3 separate regions of the Homo sapiens genome follow, and regions 1 and 2 are each linked to region 3. A link is a loop called in an ENCODE intact Hi-C map of the cell type or tissue named here. Cell type or tissue: CD4-positive, alpha-beta T cell. All regions are shown on one strand. Each heading gives the region's core, and the rest is flanking DNA. Links, peaks and the distances in the headings are about the cores only. Region 1 overlaps FGGY (FGGY carbohydrate kinase domain containing). Region 2 overlaps FGGY (FGGY carbohydrate kinase domain containing). Region 3 overlaps MYSM1 (Myb like, SWIRM and MPN domains 1).

Evidence for each region. A loop is a pair of places that touch in the nucleus more often than their neighbours do. Peaks named below come from ENCODE experiments on the same cell type or tissue, not always from the same donor. Only the 100,000 strongest peaks of a DNase experiment are listed, where the experiment ranks them.
Region 1: a loop joins it to region 3, with 3 times the contacts of the local background. A loop is called at or near these places in 5 of 110 quality-filtered maps.
Region 2: a loop joins it to region 3, with 15 times the contacts of the local background. A loop is called at or near these places in 16 of 110 quality-filtered maps.

Annotation. Positions count from the first base shown.
Region 1 is chr1:59,696,900-59,701,899 of GRCh38, reverse strand. The region is part of intron 14 of FGGY (FGGY carbohydrate kinase domain containing); the gene reads right to left. Among named protein-coding and RNA genes, the nearest start is that of MIR4711, 34 kb to the left of the region's middle. In CD4-positive, alpha-beta T cell, for the core only: CTCF peaks have their summits at 2,268 and 2,470 (motif pointing right); a DNase peak (open chromatin) is centred at 2,469; H3K4me3 peaks cover 842 bases.
Region 2 is chr1:59,757,370-59,762,369 of GRCh38, reverse strand. It overlaps FGGY (FGGY carbohydrate kinase domain containing), which reads right to left. Exons shown (of 16, transcript NM_018291.5): 15 at 4,378-4,439. Among named protein-coding and RNA genes, the nearest start is that of MIR4711, 27 kb to the right of the region's middle. In CD4-positive, alpha-beta T cell, for the core only: a CTCF peak has its summit at 2,734 (motif pointing right); a DNase peak (open chromatin) is centred at 2,739.
Region 3 is chr1:58,649,636-58,656,948 of GRCh38, reverse strand. MYSM1 (Myb like, SWIRM and MPN domains 1) reads left to right here. Exons shown (of 20, transcript NM_001085487.3): 20 at 1-2,206. Among named protein-coding and RNA genes, the nearest start is that of MYSM1, 47 kb to the left of the region's middle. RefSeq lists an enhancer at 4,018-4,312. In CD4-positive, alpha-beta T cell, for the core only: CTCF peaks have their summits at 3,968 and 4,172 (motif pointing right); a DNase peak (open chromatin) is centred at 4,188.

The sequences.
Region 1 (5,000 bases), core at 1-5,000, 1.0 Mb before region 3:
GAAAAACTCACTCACTGATTCATTCATTTATACATTCATGTACTCATTCATTCACATTTTCATCCAGTACACAGTTGAGTTCACCTCTGAGTTCATGAATCCTTTGTTCCCAAGGTTTAAAATTCTGCACACATTCTCTCCCATCTCGGGCCCACTACACATGCATACCCCTCTCCAAACACACAGAAACACACACACATACAGACATATACTCGCCTTTATTTATACTTCCAAGTCCTGACTGGACTCAACTGTCACTTCCTTTGGAACATTTTCTCTGCCTCCCCAAAGCTGAGGCATAGCACACTGTATGATGCTATTTTATGGTATGCCTCTTCTGCAATACTGTTGGAAACTTGAGAGCAGGGACTGTATCTTTCTTGCTTGGAATTTTATCCAAGCAGAGATAGATGGGCCTAGTACGAGTGGTTGGCACACAGATGGCACTCAAGAAGCATTTACTGATAAAATGAATGCAAGAAAGAAAAATGACTGAAGAATGATTATGACATAAGCTCTGTCCTCAGTCAATTTCCAGTCTAGTGGAGAGGCAGACATAAAAAAAGAGTCACCAAACTTGTGTGAAGTACGATATCCAAGGTCTGTTCCGTGCTGTGGAGCACTGAGGATGAACTGTGCTGGGATTCCACTTCTGCCTTATGTTCATCTTAACTGACTTTGCAAGATAAAAATGTGTGGGGCTATGGGTATATATGGAAGATACTCAGGGTATAACCTTTCTTAGGCCAATTCTCTTGCACGTGTCCCCCTATCCCCAGCACTCCCAGTGGATGACATCTCAGGATTTTGCAATTCCAAACCATTTCTTTGAATTCAGTGAAACTAGAGTCTGAGACAGAAAACACAAGTGTTGGCAGCAGAGAAAGGAAAGAGAGAGGAGCCCCACAGTATTCTCCTTACTCAACACATTCCAGCCTCCCTGCTTTTTTTGCTTTCCTTCACACATGTTCAATTCATTCCCACTCCAGGGCCTTTGCACTTGCTGTCCTTTCTGTCATTTGGGACTCACCACGAACATCCCTTCCTCAGGAGGGCCTCTCTCCTGCTCACAAAGCCAGCCCTTCACACCCAGTCTGTCATTCCATTTTTGCTCCCTGATATCACTTTGCTTTCTTTTGTAACATTTCTTGTTACCTGAAATCAATATTACTTGTTGTGATTGCTGTTTCTTAGGATCTTCCCAACTGAATGTAAGTTCTATGAGGGCAGGTGTTGCTAGACAAAGCTAGAGGCACTCAGTGAGGAAAGCAGACAGGTATCAGACAGTAAAGGAGACGTGCACACTCCAAAGGGAGGGCAGGCTAATGGGGCTAAGAAAAGTGACACTGACTCCCAAGCAGTTCAAGGAAAAACTAATAACATAAACTCTTATTGCACACGACCTGTGATAAGCTCATGCACTACTTTGTTGAAGTTTCCTTGTTGGAACACAGAAGCATTCTGTGAATGTGGGTAAAAATTGGGATAATAACAGTTCCTGTCCCATGGTGACTGAGTTAATTCATGCAAAGTGGTTAGAACAGTGCTTGGCATATAAAAAACATCAATAAACTTTGCCTATCATCATTGTCACCATCATTATTTACAGAGAGATATGACAGATAGATAATACTCATCTATAAGAATTATATGCATTGCTGTGCACTGTATTTGCTTTTTCTTTTTGAAATGATTCTTAGAATTCCTACAGTGTACAAAGTTAAACATGTGCCACCTATTTTGAACTTAATGTAGTACAAAAACAGTTTTATAAGACTTGTTTGTCAGTTTTTATATAATCGAAGAATTTTAATGTGTTTGTAACAGACACATTTATGATTGCTTTGATCAAGAATTTAAAAGCTTCAAGCCATATAAACATGGAGAAAATGTAAGGGCTCTGAGAAGCTAGAAGAAATAATGATATCAGTGGAGAGAACAAATAGGCTAAAAGTCTCAATGACAACTTTATAAGGGTGAATATGGATATAGAATATTGAACAAGGCAAATAGAAGAATTAGAGATGTGAGAAGCGAGACATTCGCACAGAACAAGTCAAAGCACCACATACAGTCATCACTTCTCTGCAATCAACGCGGGACATGCCTGTTACAAAGGCAAGAACAGCAGGCAAACTGTTGCAAATAAGAACGAGAATTAAACATGTTAATAAATATGATGTTGTTTTATCAATAACTTTAAAAATCTGCTAGAATACTGTATGTTACTCCAAGTTCAGCTAGTTCTTTATTTTTATAAAAACCTCTTTTTATTTACCTCCTTTTTTTGTTTGCATATTGGAAGCCTGGTAAATAGAACTGGAAACCTACCTCGCCCAGGGTACCATTTGCCTTCTTTCTCCATCAGCCCCAATGACCCACAAATACTTTTTCTATCCATGGCAAAAGAGCAGAGGGGTTGTTTTTGAGATTTTAGCAGCCCATGCAATGTTCTCTACAGCCCCTAGGTGTCACTATTGCAAAACTAACAGAAGCCTGAACCGTCAAAAAGAAAAAGTACATTTAATATGAAACACTTTCAATAACTATGCAAAAGGCAGACATCATTTAATACAGAAGCTACAAACAATTTAGTATCTCTAATTGAATTTTTAATTTCCTTTTAAACTCAAAGGCTCACCCCAAGAAGAAGAAAAATATCATTTTTTAGCCAGAAAAAAAATCTCAGAACTGTTCTTTCTCCTAACATTTACACTGAGGGACTCAGCTGAAGCTCACGATACTAAAAGTTTGTGGTATAATTTGTTTTATAATCAAGATTGGTTTGATAGTACAAAAGCTTTCAGAGTAAAAATGTAAGACAGTAAATGAGAGCTGGCTGGAAGGAAAAATGTAGCTATGTTAGTTTGATATTCAACCAAAAGCTATAATCTTATTAAACATATTTAAACATGGTTTTCATTTAGATTTGGCAGCTTGATTAATGGGGATGTATTAAATAATACCTGGCTGCTAGGAGCATATTTAGGAATCAGTGCCACATAAAACATACGACATGTACAATTCAGTTTCATTATTATTTAAGGTTCTCTGTTCTCTTGGCTGTGGGCACACACATATTAAAAATTAAGTACACGCACTCAATGTATGCGCTGCGCTTTTAAAGGGCTTTCTCTTTAAGCAGAAAGATGAAATGGAAAACGAACTCAACTCTGGTGAAAGGTAATGGATTCATCCCTTTGGGGACAGCTGTCCTGTTTATCAAAAGAAAGGGGAGAGGTGGGTCAGAAGCAAGAAAAAAAAATTCCCAAGTGGTCAGCAAAGAGAGACGCCCAACTTCAGAGGGGAGCTGAAATCAGTTTCTACACCCAGGCTTCCTTCTTTGTCACAGTTGAGAGGTCGAATGAATGGTATGTTTAACCATGAGGCCATGGGGGAATTGAGATGCTGATTCCCAGAGCATTATAGAAACACTTTGGTAATGGGGGTGTGGGGGTTGGAGGGGAGTGTGAAGAAGCATCTGTAGTTTTTCTGGGCATAATGCTAGGTACTGACCAAGGGGTGGGAACTGCGGGGTGGGCATGGTTCTGACTAGCTGGGAAGATAGAAAAGTATGAAGTAAAGGACCAAGTATCATAATAGAGTTCTACTCAGTGTTTTTGATGAGAAAAAAATGATACATATGACATGCAGAACCTTATCAATAAATTATCTTTCTCCCCTTTCAAATGACATGAGGTTCCCTAATAATCTTTGGGCTGGAACAAGACATCTCAGAGAGGCCAAAATGTCATATATCACATTACATTTCTAAACAACCCAATGGGACAGGGAAAAGTACTATTAATATTTTAACTTTGGAAACTATGTTTAAATCCAGAAAAAATACAGAAAGCATCTCATCAATCAGAAGGAAAAAAAAGACATGCTTTTTTGATAAAAGTATTATTATCTCTATGTACAGATTACAGAACTGAGGCTCAGAGAGTTCAATCACGTTACCCAAGATCACATATTTAGTAAGTTTCAGAGGTAGGACTGGAACCCAAGCTTGTCTTATTTGAAAACCCACTTTTAAAATCTTCAACTCTCATTGCTTCTCTGATTGACTGAAGCCTTGGGCAGAAGAAACAAAGAAAATAGGGGGTGATGTGGAGGGGCACAGCATGCAATTCTGTTTACCTCTTGTGTCACCTACTTGCAAAAGACTGGAAGAAGAGAGTCTGATTTCTTCTCAAATACTGCTTCCCATTGCTGCTATCGTCCACAACTGAGCTATCTATTTCCCCCACTGGAAAGAAGTCACAAAAATGTTAAGCACGCCAAAGTCTTCACAGCGACGATGGTTATAATCAGCAGATCACAGAGAACAAGCTATGTTGCATTAAGAATACAACCAAGAAGGAAGGAAATTCTGATACGTGCTACAGCATGGATAAACCTTGAGAACATTATGCTAAATGCAATTAGCCAGTCAACAAAAGACAAATGCTGTATGATTCCACTTATATGAGGTATCTAAAGAGTAGTTAAATTCACAGAGACAGAAAGTAGAATGGTGGTTGCTAGGGGTTGGGGGAGGGGGCAATGCAGAGTTATTGTTTAACGGGTAAAGTTTCAGTTTTGCAAGATGAAAAGAGTTCCGGAGATGGATGGTGGTGATGGTTGCACAATAATGTGAATGAACTTAATACCACCAAACCGTACACTTAAAAATGGTTAAGATGATAAATTTTATGTTATGTGTATTACAAACAAACAAAAGAATACAACCAGGACCACCTCCTCCAATGGTGATTTACAATTATGTACAATGTTCTCTTGCCTGGCACAATATGAAGCATGACCTTCAACATTTTCAAATTTTTTGAAGTAAAGGTATTTTTGTGGTATTTCCTCGCCACTTTTCTGGAAAGCAGTACATCTGGAGGTAAAGGGTTTTTTTTTTTCATGTAATTTTACATTTGCGTGTTTCATATGGATGCTTGTCCTGGTTTGATCAGCAACGAGCTCTCTGGCCATGCACAAAGCACTTCCCG
Region 2 (5,000 bases), core at 1-5,000, 1.1 Mb before region 3:
CTGGGCAATGAATTAGCATGTTTCAGACCTATTATATGTGACCTGGATGAAGTTTTATTATCTCCAATTTAGAAATAAGAACATTTAAACCCCATCTCTTAAAAATACAAAAATTAGCCAGACATGGTGGTGGACGCCTGTAATCCCAGCTACTCAGGAGGCTGAGGCAGGAGAATTGCTTGAACCCGGGGGGCGGAGGTTGCAGTGAACCGTCCCCCGTTCACTGTGAAGTGGTTGAGTTGCACCACTTCGCTCCAGCCTGGGTGAAAGAGCCAGACTCCATCAAAAAAAAAAAAAAAAAAATTCCTAAATGAGAGGCATATACAAAGTAGTATAGATAAAAACTGGCAGAGCTGGAATTCAAACTCATGTCTGTCTGACTTCAAAGCTTCTACTGTATATACAAAAAGGCCGGACTTAATGGAGACTCTTTCACATTGCCAGCTTCAATAAGTATTTCCTATATAACTAGCCCCAGGTTTGATGACTGGCCTAAAATCACAGCCTGACCAAGGACAAAGACTGAACATTTTAATTGCCCTTTTGCAGATTCCACATCTAGGTTTCCCTTGTGACCTGCTTTATCCAGGAGCAAAACCCCATGGAAATGTAGCTAATGCCTTTTCTAGAGCTGTGCTCGCCTTCCAGACATCTCACAGTGGCCGTTGCTCTCCCTGTCCTATCTGGCTGACTCTTTGGGTTAGACCTGTTAGAACTGGTATTGGCCATGAATCAGACAGCAGAACAGCTGAAGCTGCTCTGGCATCATAATCCTGAAAGGAATAATAGGAACCGAGACAAATTATACTTGCAGCCTTGCAACTTTGTCCTTACTCCTCTTGGTTGGGAAGCTGACATGGGGTGAGGGGGTGAAGAAGCCAGTTTAGCATGTCTTGCTCAATTCTGGGGTGCTCTGAAAAGGAGTCCTCATGATGAAATTTTGGTGCAAAGTTGTGCATTGGCAGAGAGAGGTTGTAAGAGTAACCTTGGATACACACAGGGACTTCTACTTGTCACACATAGCTATGTTAGTAGGAGTCCCCTACCCAATATTTATTAGACTGTAAGCATTCTGGTAACGTAGGAGTTGTGACGGGGCCAAGCACAGGGTTAAAAGGCGAACTCCAAAGCCTGGGTTGGAATCTTAATGTGGCCTAACATTAGCTGTGTGACTTTGGATATGTTACTTAAACTATTTCTGCCTAAATTTCTCCATCTGTAAATGGGGATAATTATGGGATCTACTTCAGCAGAGCTGTTGTAGATTAAATGTGGAAATAAATGAAAAGCATTTAGAACAGTACCTGACTCATAATAAGTGATATAAATGCTAGTTACTAAATTTTAGATAATTAATATTTTAATATCATCAATATAGCTATATGTAGGTACTACTAAGACCTACTCTATGAGCATCCAAATTTATTAGTTGTAGAATTATTTTAGGAACAATTTGCTCCTACTAATGATGCTCTGTGACAATATAACGGTAAGGAATTCTTTCACTACATGAGATAGATTTCTTGACTTTAGAATCTCAAAATATCTAGAAGGGAGCTAAGGTGAGCACCCCTTCACACACACTTGATTTACAATGTTAATACTGACAACTTTGCCACAACTTTGTGCACTGGCCTTATTCTTTACATAGGTGGAATCATGCAGTATTTGTCTTTTTGTGGTTATCTTATTTCACTTAGAATAATATCCTCAAGGTTCACTGATGTGTGGCATGTCAGAAATTGCTTCTTTCTAAGGCTGAATAATACTCCATTGTATGCACATATCATTCTTCATTTATATGTTCATCTACTAATGAACACTTAGGTTGCTCTCATGATTTTCGCTATCATGAATAATGTTGCTGTGAACATGAATGTAGAAATATCTCTTCCATACCCTACTTTCAGTTCTTTTGGGTATATACTCAGAAATACAATTCCTGAATCACATGTTAATTCTATTCTTAATTTCTTGAAGAATGGCCATAGTGTTTTCTGCAGCAGCGATACTATGTTACATTCTCACCAACTATGCACAGAGCTTCCAATTTCTCCACATCCTTGCCAACATTTGTTGTTTTCTGTTTTAAAATAGTAGCATCCTAATGTGTGAGGTGGTACCTCACGGTAGTTTTGATTTTCCTAATAGTGCTGTTGAATACCCTATCACGTGCTTACTGGTCATTTATAAATCTTCTTTGGGGAAATATTCATTCAAGTCCTTTGCCCACTTTTGAATTGGGTTGTTTTTGCTTTTTTGTTGTTGTTGAGTTTTAGGAGTTCTTTATACATTTATATATTCTGGATATCAATCCCTTACTGGATGTATGATAAGCAAATGTTTTCTCCCATTCTGTGAGTTGCCTTTTTACTCTGTTGATAGTGTCTTTCAATGCACCAAATTTCTCAAAGCACATTTAAGTGACTCTTCCAGAGCCACATATAAATTTGGACTGAACATAATAATGCAATTTGGGGTCATCCTAAACATTTATTATTAAACTATAGTCACTAAATTACACTCTCCGTGACTGTGAATTTTAAAATCAGCTGAATCCCCTCTCTTCAAAATGTGCCTCAACTCAGTCCCTGCTTCTGTGTGGCAGAGGCCTAAGTAAATGTCGTCCCACATCGTTAACAGTGTGATCTATTAGGCAATGAGATGAGGTTGGCTCAGAAGGAAACTGGCTTCTCCTGTCTCCTTGCAAATCTCTGGGTTGCCTGCAGATGGTGCTAAAGCACCGTGTGTGCCGCCTCCTTCGCAGAGAACAGCTGCCAGCTGCCAGCTCCCAGCAAGCAGCGGAGGACTCTCTGAACACGTGGGGTTTACGGAAAAAACTTAAAAACTTCCCTGAAAAGTCTTGGGAGGGTCAGGGAAGAGATGGAGAAAGACAATCTTTCTAATTTCACAAAAAGAGGGATGCTCCAGCTGCCTCCAGGGAACAGAAACAGGGACAGCAGCCCATAGCTCCTACTGCCAGTGGGAACTCAGATCTCTCCACCTTCCTGCATGGAGCTCCCCTACGCAATGCCTGTACCTTCCACCCTGGCCTTTAGAGAAGGGTTTATATTCGGAGGGTTAGCAGCCTGACTCTATGTGGAGTTAAAGGAAATGAAAAGAAAGTGGATTGCTTTTCCATGAACATTTCCAATTCTGTTAAATACTGATCCTGCTTCAGTGGGATCTGCACATTTGCCTGTTCATCATGTTAAGTGGAATTTGCTTTTAGGTCTTAACCTCGAATACTTCCCTAAAATTATAAAAGCACTTCCACAACAGCCCCTTCATCTTCAAAATCACTACCAGCAAATTAATAGAGGTCTTTTACATCTCTAGCCTGGATTCTTGAAAAAGCCTTTTATCTGGACCCTCTATTTCTACCCTGAGCCCCCTGTACTGGATCCTTTAAGAGGGATTTTTCTGATCTGCATCTGACCAGATCTCACCACTGCTTAGAATTCAGCATCTCTGTTCTGCCTATAGGATGAGGTTGGAGGTCTTCAGCATGGCCTCCAAGGTATTTATGAGCTGACCTCCCCCTACCCAATTCTATCCTTCCCTAGTCCCACTTCCTGCCATTCCCCATCTCATACTTTGTGTTTCTGGATTATGAGTTGTTTATAGTAACCTGAATGTACTATGCTGCTCCCACTTTTATAACTGTACATGTTATTCCTTCTACTATGAATGTTCTTTCTTGCCTTGGCCTGTCTACCAATTTCTTACAAGAGCTTAAAGTTAGCTTGGACATAACCTCCTCCCAAAAGCATTCTCTCATCTCTACAGGCTCCCATCTCTTTCTTCCTTGGGCAACTTTGTCACCTGGCAATACTTCAATTGTGGAACTTATCCCGTTGTTCTAAAATAATCTTATGTGCCTAAATTAAATTGTGTTTTATTCCCCTGTAACACCTGCCTGGAGCCCAGCATAATGCCTTGAATATAGCAGGAATTCAGTAAACTAATATTTTGTTGAATTGGGATTAAAATACTGACCAATGTCATTTTTTAGCCTTTGATGCCAAGTGATACAAAGAGTAAAAGAATGAGCAGATTCTACTGGGTCCTTTGATGGAGATATAAGAGATCCCTACTTTAGAACAGAGAAGAGCAGATTTGCTGCCAATTACCTGGGAAAAAGAACATTGGTCTGAGAGTTCAGAAGCTTACATTCACCCCCAGCTCTGGCCCTACATAGTTCTGCAGCCTTAGGTAAGTGAAGGTGACATTACCTCCCTGGAACTTAGTTTTCTTAACCACAAATTAAAGGACTGGATTAGTTGACCACCTGAGTTTATTCCAGATCTATAGTTGCATGTGTGTGTGTATGTGCTCACTTCCTTAGCACTGTACATATAAAAAATACACACTTACTTTTTATCCTGTAGTCTCGGGAACACAACTTTCCCAACTTTGCTCATTTTTGCCATTGCTTCCTATTAAATGGAAAACAACATAGACAGCTGAGTTGGAAAGCGAAATCCAAAGCGAGGCTTGTCACAGGCAAAACATTCTAATTTGAATTTGCTTCCCTTTAAGATATTTGGTTAGTCCTCTTTTTTTTCAACTTACTTTTCTTTGGTAATAAGAATAAAACACAAAAATAGGAATAAAACACAGTGAACATTTAAAGTTTCAATTATGACCACACCTCCTGGGCTTAATAAATACTTGTGTATTGAGGCCTCTGGGGCATAAACAACCCAAAAGGCAAAGCAGTTCTGTGACTGCCTCCAGGGGTAAGTGGGAAGAATTATTTCCCCTCCTCACTATCTGGACACAGGGCAGAAGCAGGGAACATAACCAGCCGCTGAGTACATTGTCTACTTCCCTAAAGATAGCAATCACGGAATGGAACTCACTTCGCACCTGTACTTGAGGATAAAATATTTAAGACCTCTCCAATTCAACTTCAGCTCTTTTTCCAGCAATCTCTGAAGTTGTGAGTACATACTGAGACCTCCGGGCTGAGTCTAAGTGACTTGAGTTCTGGAATG
Region 3 (7,313 bases), core at 1,382-6,381:
TACAAAATTAAAAGTGATATTTTACAATTGTATCTGTATGAAATGAATGTATTAATATTTTAGATTAAAACATTTTGTTTAGAAGTTCAGTTTTTTCTTATGAGGCTAAAAAAAATTAAAACATTTTTGTGGGCTTCTAAAAAACTGTGGGCCTTAGGTACTGTGCCTAATGGATAAGTTGGCATTGCCTGTATTCTGAAGGGCATCATTGGAAAAATAGCAGTCATTATTCTGTCCCCTTCTCCCACCACCACAGTCCTTGGAGAAGCCTTTGCCACTCCATCCAGGAGCACTGCAGTTTCCACGGTTATAGATCTATAGACTTGAACTTACTTCCTTCCCAACCTAACGAAAACTCACAAGGATTACTTGGGACCATTCATCCTCAAAAAAGATAGGAGGCAGTGGTTTGTTTTAGTCTTCAGATATTTTTGTTTTGGTCAGTCCCTAATCTGTAGTTTTGAAACTCGTGCCACACTTGAAAGGGAAACATCCTACTACCTTTCTTTCCTCTCCATTTCCCACAAACCCTTTCCTTCATCATCACTCCCTGCATTCTTACTTCTCAGCATATAAATACAAGACCCTTCTTTCTATTATTTGTTGAAAGCTAGGCCTGTAAAATAGAGATGGACAGACCATGCATGTTTCCATGAAGCTATTTAATGCTGCTCCCAGTCTTCTGTCCATACCATTCCTTCCCTGCCCCTAGGAGTGGGGTTGAGGTCTGTGACATGCAGACTGTAAGCACAGTCAGAACCTCTGCAGCTCTCAACCCAACAGAGGAGACTGTGGCTTCAACATGCCAACCTGAGCAGGTCTCCTCTGCATTACCTTCCTCCCATTTCTCTTCCTGGGTCCTGATGAGGTGAGCTGGAGGAACCAATAGTCAGGATGCCCTGGAATTGATGTTGCTCTGTTTTGTGCTCACAAAACAGCCATGTAACACATGAGCACCTGAGTTGAAGCCATCCAGTCGCAAGTCAGCAGACAGCAGTTGATGGAATTCTCAGTAGAAATTCAGTAAGGGTGCCCAAATTTTATTTTTTTTTTCACCTATACTCTACCAATATATGGTATTTAGGAAAACTTCTTTTATCCAAGCACAAAGAAAAGCACACACATTTTTATAATCATCTGCTTCATCAGGGTAAATAAATAATTTAACAAATTTGATCAGCATCTCTAGTTTACCAGTACTTTAATATTAGTTTTCTTACAAATTAATGTATTTTGCAATATTTCCAGAAAATCACTGTGGGAGAATAATGTAATATACTTTAGGATATATTTCCTGACCTTTTCTTAAATGGCTTCATGTGCTATTCCCCCAAATTCTGCTTTCTCTATTTTCTTTTTTATTTAACCTATAATTATACTTTCTAGTATATTCTGAGTCTATCTTCTAAGCCACCTTACATTTTTCCTGGAACAAGGGAGGGAATAAATAGTTGCCTCCACTAAATCAGGAAAAAATAAAAATATCCCAGGGGAGCTGTGATTATGCCAAGAGCTCTAAACAGAAGTTTGAGAAGGTAAAAATTAAGTTGTAGTATCTGAGTTGTTTTTATTTTCTTCCTTTGGTGTTTATGAAGGTATTCATAAGAACTTTAATTTCAGGGGAAAAAAATGCCTGATTTGCTATTTTTGACATTTCCTCGTCTCTTAAGAAGTCAGTTAAATATGTTTTCATAGTTTATATTCCTGTTTCATAGATTACTGTGAAACATGTATTTAAACCTATGAATTATAAAATAGTATTTAGATTCTAGCGTGAGTTAAATAGATTAGTCATATATCTTTTAGATTTGTGGATTTGACATGTAAATTATGTGTTGTGTATAAGTAAGTTAGTTACTAAACATATGGCATGGTTATTGATAAACTTGTTGCTATTTTTTTCCAAATGCTATCAGTGTTTGTGGACTTTTAAAAATTAGTTTGAATTTTGGAATGTTCTGTGATAAAATGTAATTTCAACTATTTTGTACATTTAAATATGCCATGTTGTATATGTCTGTATTTAAAAATGTTGTAAATACCTGCATTTTAAGAATTATGAAAGATTTTCCTCAAAAATGACAGAACTCTCCATACTTAATTGTGACACATTATAAGATATCTGATTTTAAGCTTTTGGATTTTGTTCTAAAAATTAAGTTTAAACATGCTGAAAATTCCATAAAAATAAAATTTTGAAAATAAAGTGATCATTTGGATTATTTCTAAATTATTAGCAATATACACATTGAATTGCAAAAAAATGCCACATTTTAATTTATCAAAGATTTGTTGAGCATCTGTTATATAGAACACTGTAGGGGAAGCAAAGATGAGGAAATCTTAATTTCTTCCCACAAGAAGCCTTGTAAGTGGGAAAACAGATAAAGCCCAACATGAATAGCTAAGACACTGAGATGCAAAAAGACTTCCAGGGTAATGGATGGTTAAACAAATGAGAGAAAATTCTCTGGAATATGAGCAGTGAGATCAATTTCTGGGGAAGAGAAGCCGCCTAATCAGATTTGGTTAAATAGCATTTGTGGGAGGATGCTCCAGAGAGGTGTTTAGCATAGGTGTGGAGGTAAGGAGTGAGAATGGCGAGAGTTTTGGTTAAAGGGTAGAGTATATGAAGATGTTCATTATGAAAGCAATACACATTCTGTCAACTAAAGGCTGTAGAAGGTGTAAAGGAAGTGAAAATCTACCTTAAAAGCAGTATTCCCTCATTTATTGATCATCAACTTTCCAGTCTTTATGCAAAACCTACAAATTTTTTTTAAAAACCCAACAGAATCATACTGTATATCTTTAACTTCTATAATTCTCATTGAGGACATCTTTCCATGTTGGTGCCTAAAGTCTATTCATCCTTTACAGTAAGTACATAGTATTCTGCAGTATATATTTGTCTTAATTGATTTGATCTGTTTTCAGTTGAACTTCAGGTTGTTTCCATTTTTCTATTAAAAATATATTTTTTCTTTTACACAGTTAATACTTCTCAGAAGAGTCATAGAACCTTAGTTGCTAGATCAACTATGCAGCCTTTAAATTTTGTTAGTATCTGCAGAAAAATTTTTATTCCTATAAGCTAATTTTCCTTAGAGTAGTACAGGCATATTCTGTCTTGTTACAGAACCAGTTTGAACTCAGGCACCTAAATGATAATCATTTAGGTGGCAAAGTACAAGAAATAGTAAATCCAATGCAGGTATTTCTGATTGGGTGGCCCTCCTGGGCAGCTCATCTTCAATAGATTCCTTTCACATTAGTGTTATCCCTTGGAGGACAAGGGGAACGAGGAAGAGTGGAGGGTTACGCACCTGGTACTTAACTACTTGGAAATACATATGGTTTTTGCTATTCCTTTGGGAAGAACTAAACATACGTTCCCACCTGAATGCAAAGGGAGCCGCTAAATGGAGTCCTGATTGGACTGGTACTTCTGCAAAATTCTACATTATGGAAAGGAAATATGAATCGTTGTTAATGACTAGCTATCTCTGCTACAGATGGCTTGGATTGATTTTCTAAAATAGTATAAATTTGTCTTTGCATGGCCTTTAAACTACTGTACTTGAGACCCCATGTTCATGAAGAAAAGTTGACATCAAATTTCTTTGAAACCAGAGCTCTATATTAAAATGGATAACCTATCTCCCTTAATTCAGAGAATTTTAAAGCTGGAAAAAGGATTGTTCAGGCTTACAGTTCTATATTTTAATAGGAAACAGGTTCCCCAAAATGAAGCAAGTTGCCCAAAGTCACAGCCAAGTTTGTAGCAAGATCGCCCCTAGAAAGACCCCAGCTCTGCCACCTAACCCAAGTGCTACTGCACCATCCTTTTGAGTGATGTCACATTATTTTTCAATCTCATAAAGAACTACTTAGTATTTTATGTGAGATTCAAATGTTAATACGTTTTAATTTAAAATGTAATTGTCTCTTTTAGAACTGCAAGATCTTATCAATGCCCAGAACATGATTTTTGTGGAACAGTTGACTAAGGAATTACTATTAGAAGTGCTATAATTAGTGAGACTTTATTCGCTTTATTGGCATTATCTAAGAGTAACAAACCCAAATCCTCGATGTTTGCATGCATGTCCACAAAGCCATGTTCTTCAATAATTGTAATGAAAATGTTAATGCTTACGGCCACTAGAGGGTGCTCTGTCACAGTGTGTCAGCACTACCATCTCAGCCCAGTACTGTTGGCTAGCCTAAGAGGCAGAAAAGACTGCACGTGTAGCTGAATTTGTAAGCACTAACACATTCACTTTTCTAGTTTCTTGACATAGTATGATCTAGGGATGAGTTTCCTTGTTTCATAGTATCCAGGTTAACTATCTTCACTTTTGTTTATAATAGTAACAGCCATCTATTATACATAGATACAGTGCTAAAAATGCTTTACATAACAGTGTCACATTTAGTTTCCACAACAACCTTGCAAGAAGAATCTTACTACCCCCATTTTAAACTTAGCCATAGAGTGTTTAAGTCACTTGCCCAACGTCATGCAGCCAGAAGTGGCAGAGAGAATTCAGATTCATATATAATTCTAAAGCCAGCTCATTAAGCTATTACGTTATTGATTTCAGAGCTGGAAGAAACTTAAGGAACAATTTAGTTTAGTCTCCTCACTTTGAGATGGGAGAACTGATACCCAAGTCCAAGTCACAGACCCAGTCAAAGCCAGATTGGGAAGTCAAAGTGTGTGCATTCCTTATCCTGTGATCTTGGGTCACGCCTCATGGCAATTCTTGCCTTCTCTGAGCAACAAAAGAAATCCTGTGCTCGTAGGTCCTGTGTCATGCTTTACCCAAACATGGTAGATGATATACCAAGGGATTGTCTTTGTTACCCAGACAACAGAAGGAATGGACCTTATGGATAGAAATTTTGCTCTGACATGGTTCTCTATTCTCTATTTCATAAGAGCCTCTTGCATTGTCACAGGTAATTAATCTTCCTGCTTCCAACAGGTCCCCCTCCATCCTCTACACTGAAGCCGAGGGATTTTTTTTTTTCTTCACGAAGCATAAATCTGAGCACATCATTTCTGTGCTTAAAGCTTTTTTTTTTTTTTTTTTTTTTTTGAGATGGAGTCTTGCTCTATTACCCAGGCTGGAGTGCATTAGTGTGATCTTGGCTCACCACAACCTCCGCCTCCCAGGTTCAAGCCATTCTCCTGCTTCAGCCTCCTGAGTAGCGGGGATTACAGCCGTGTGCCACCATGCCCAGTTAATTTTTGTATTTTGAGTAGAGATGGGGTTTTACCATGTTGGCCAGGCTGGTCTTGAACCCCTGACCTCGTGATCCACCCGCCTTGGACTCCCAAAGTGCTGGGATTACAGGTGTGAGCCACCGTGCCCCGCTGCTAAAAGCTTTTTAATGGCTTGGCGAGTTTTCTGCACCACTCCTGACGCGGAAGCGCAGAAGACCCTTACTTACGATGCACCCCTCTCTAGCCTAACCTCCTGCCACTCCTGCCTTCAAATACAAATACACACACACACACACACACACACACACTCCTGCCTCTGCTTTTTGCCCTAGCCACTCAACCCATTTCAACTGCCCATCTTGGATTAGACAAATCCAAAATGGGCAGCTTCACCCCTGCAGGCTCACCCCTTTCCCCATGCTTGAACAACACCCTTCCTGGTCCCAACCTTCTTCAAATTCAGCTCAAACATCACTTCCACCTGGAAGCCTGCCTGCCTTGAGTCTTCATTCACTCCAGATGGGGTTGATTGGGCCCCTCTCACACCCTGTTCTTATCTCGGCCCCAGTCACACTGCCTTCTGCTTGTCTCTTTTCTTTCCTACTACTTCTATGAGACGGAGCTTCTGAAGGGCTTGGACCCTGCCTTCTCACACTTCATATCCCCAATGCCTAGTATAATACCTAGCATAGATTAGGAAGGCACTTAATTGATGGCAGCTTGATGAATGGATAAATAATTGAATAAGTGAAAGAAAGCAAAAAGAAAGAATGGAAGGCAGATTCTTGGGGAAAAATCAGTTCTATGACAATCAGTTGCTGGATTTCCTGTGAGGAGTAGAAAACAACTGAGACAAAGCTGTTTGTTCTGAAAAACAAGCCCCAGAGTCTAGGTGGGAGCTGAGAGCCCCGGAGAAGCCACATCTCTTCATTATCTTAAGTGCAATGAGCACTTCAAGAGACATGAATCAACTGATTAGCAAGGGCAGCCTACTCCAGGAGAGGTATTCTCTTGCAATTTTCTCAAAAACACAAAGGCAGGTGAGATTATAACACTATAAACATAATTGCATTTTCTAATCAAAAGTGCAACATAACTTGGGTAATTATGAGGCGTCAGCGGTGTTACCACTTTATATCCTGAGTATTTTTATCACTACGAGTTGGGTAGCAACTGCTCAAACATTTTCATCCATCACCTTGTGTTCTCTTCTGTGGGGTTCATACATGGAAAACAAAATGAAAAAAAAAACCAAAAAACAGAAAAAACAGGCAAAAGGGTAGAATCCATTTAAAGATGACTAAGGTGCCTTAGTCATGCTGGATTTGAGGTCCAGCAGTGGGATGGGTTCTGCATTTTCTGGGCAAGTGATTTTTCTGTCAGGCAAACAGGACTAGGTGCATCATCCACAGCCCTGCCTGAGGGGAGCCAGGAGAGACAGGTCCAGCTCCAGCCCACACCCAGGACCTTTCTCCACTTTGAAAGATGCCTGTGAATTGCACTTCCGTTTCACCCAGGAAATCAATGCAGCCCAGCTTCTCTGCCCAGGGCCCAGCGGAGGAAGATATATCATACTCTGGGCAGACCCAGAATGCAGTTAGTTACCGTCTCCTCCTTAGGAGGGAGAACAACAATAGAACCAAAATAGCAATGCTAAAAAGCAGACATTTGGAGGGCTTGGGGGCCTTTTGTTGCTGCAAAAGGAGAAGGAAAGGATTTTGCCATGTCCCTGGGGTTTACGCGTTCAAGAGCCCTCCCTCCTGATCCAGGGACCTGGGACAGGCTGTGGGACCTGCAGGGCTCTATGTGGCATGAAGTTCCTTCTGGTTTTGTAGAGAGACAGGGCTGTACAATAGGAGCCCTGGATTTCTGGTCAAAAGCTTTCTTGGTGAAATAGATCTGGACAGGAAGAGAAGAGAGAAAAGGCACTCTAGGCAGAAGGTGCCCCGGAAGCGGTGGCACAGTGCCAAGAATTGTAGATTTCCGTGAGGCTGGTGTGCATCGTGTGTGGCTAGGAGTCGGGGACCACAGAAGGGGATGTGGACATGGGGTCAGGTCCCCCAGGGTGTCCAATGCTATT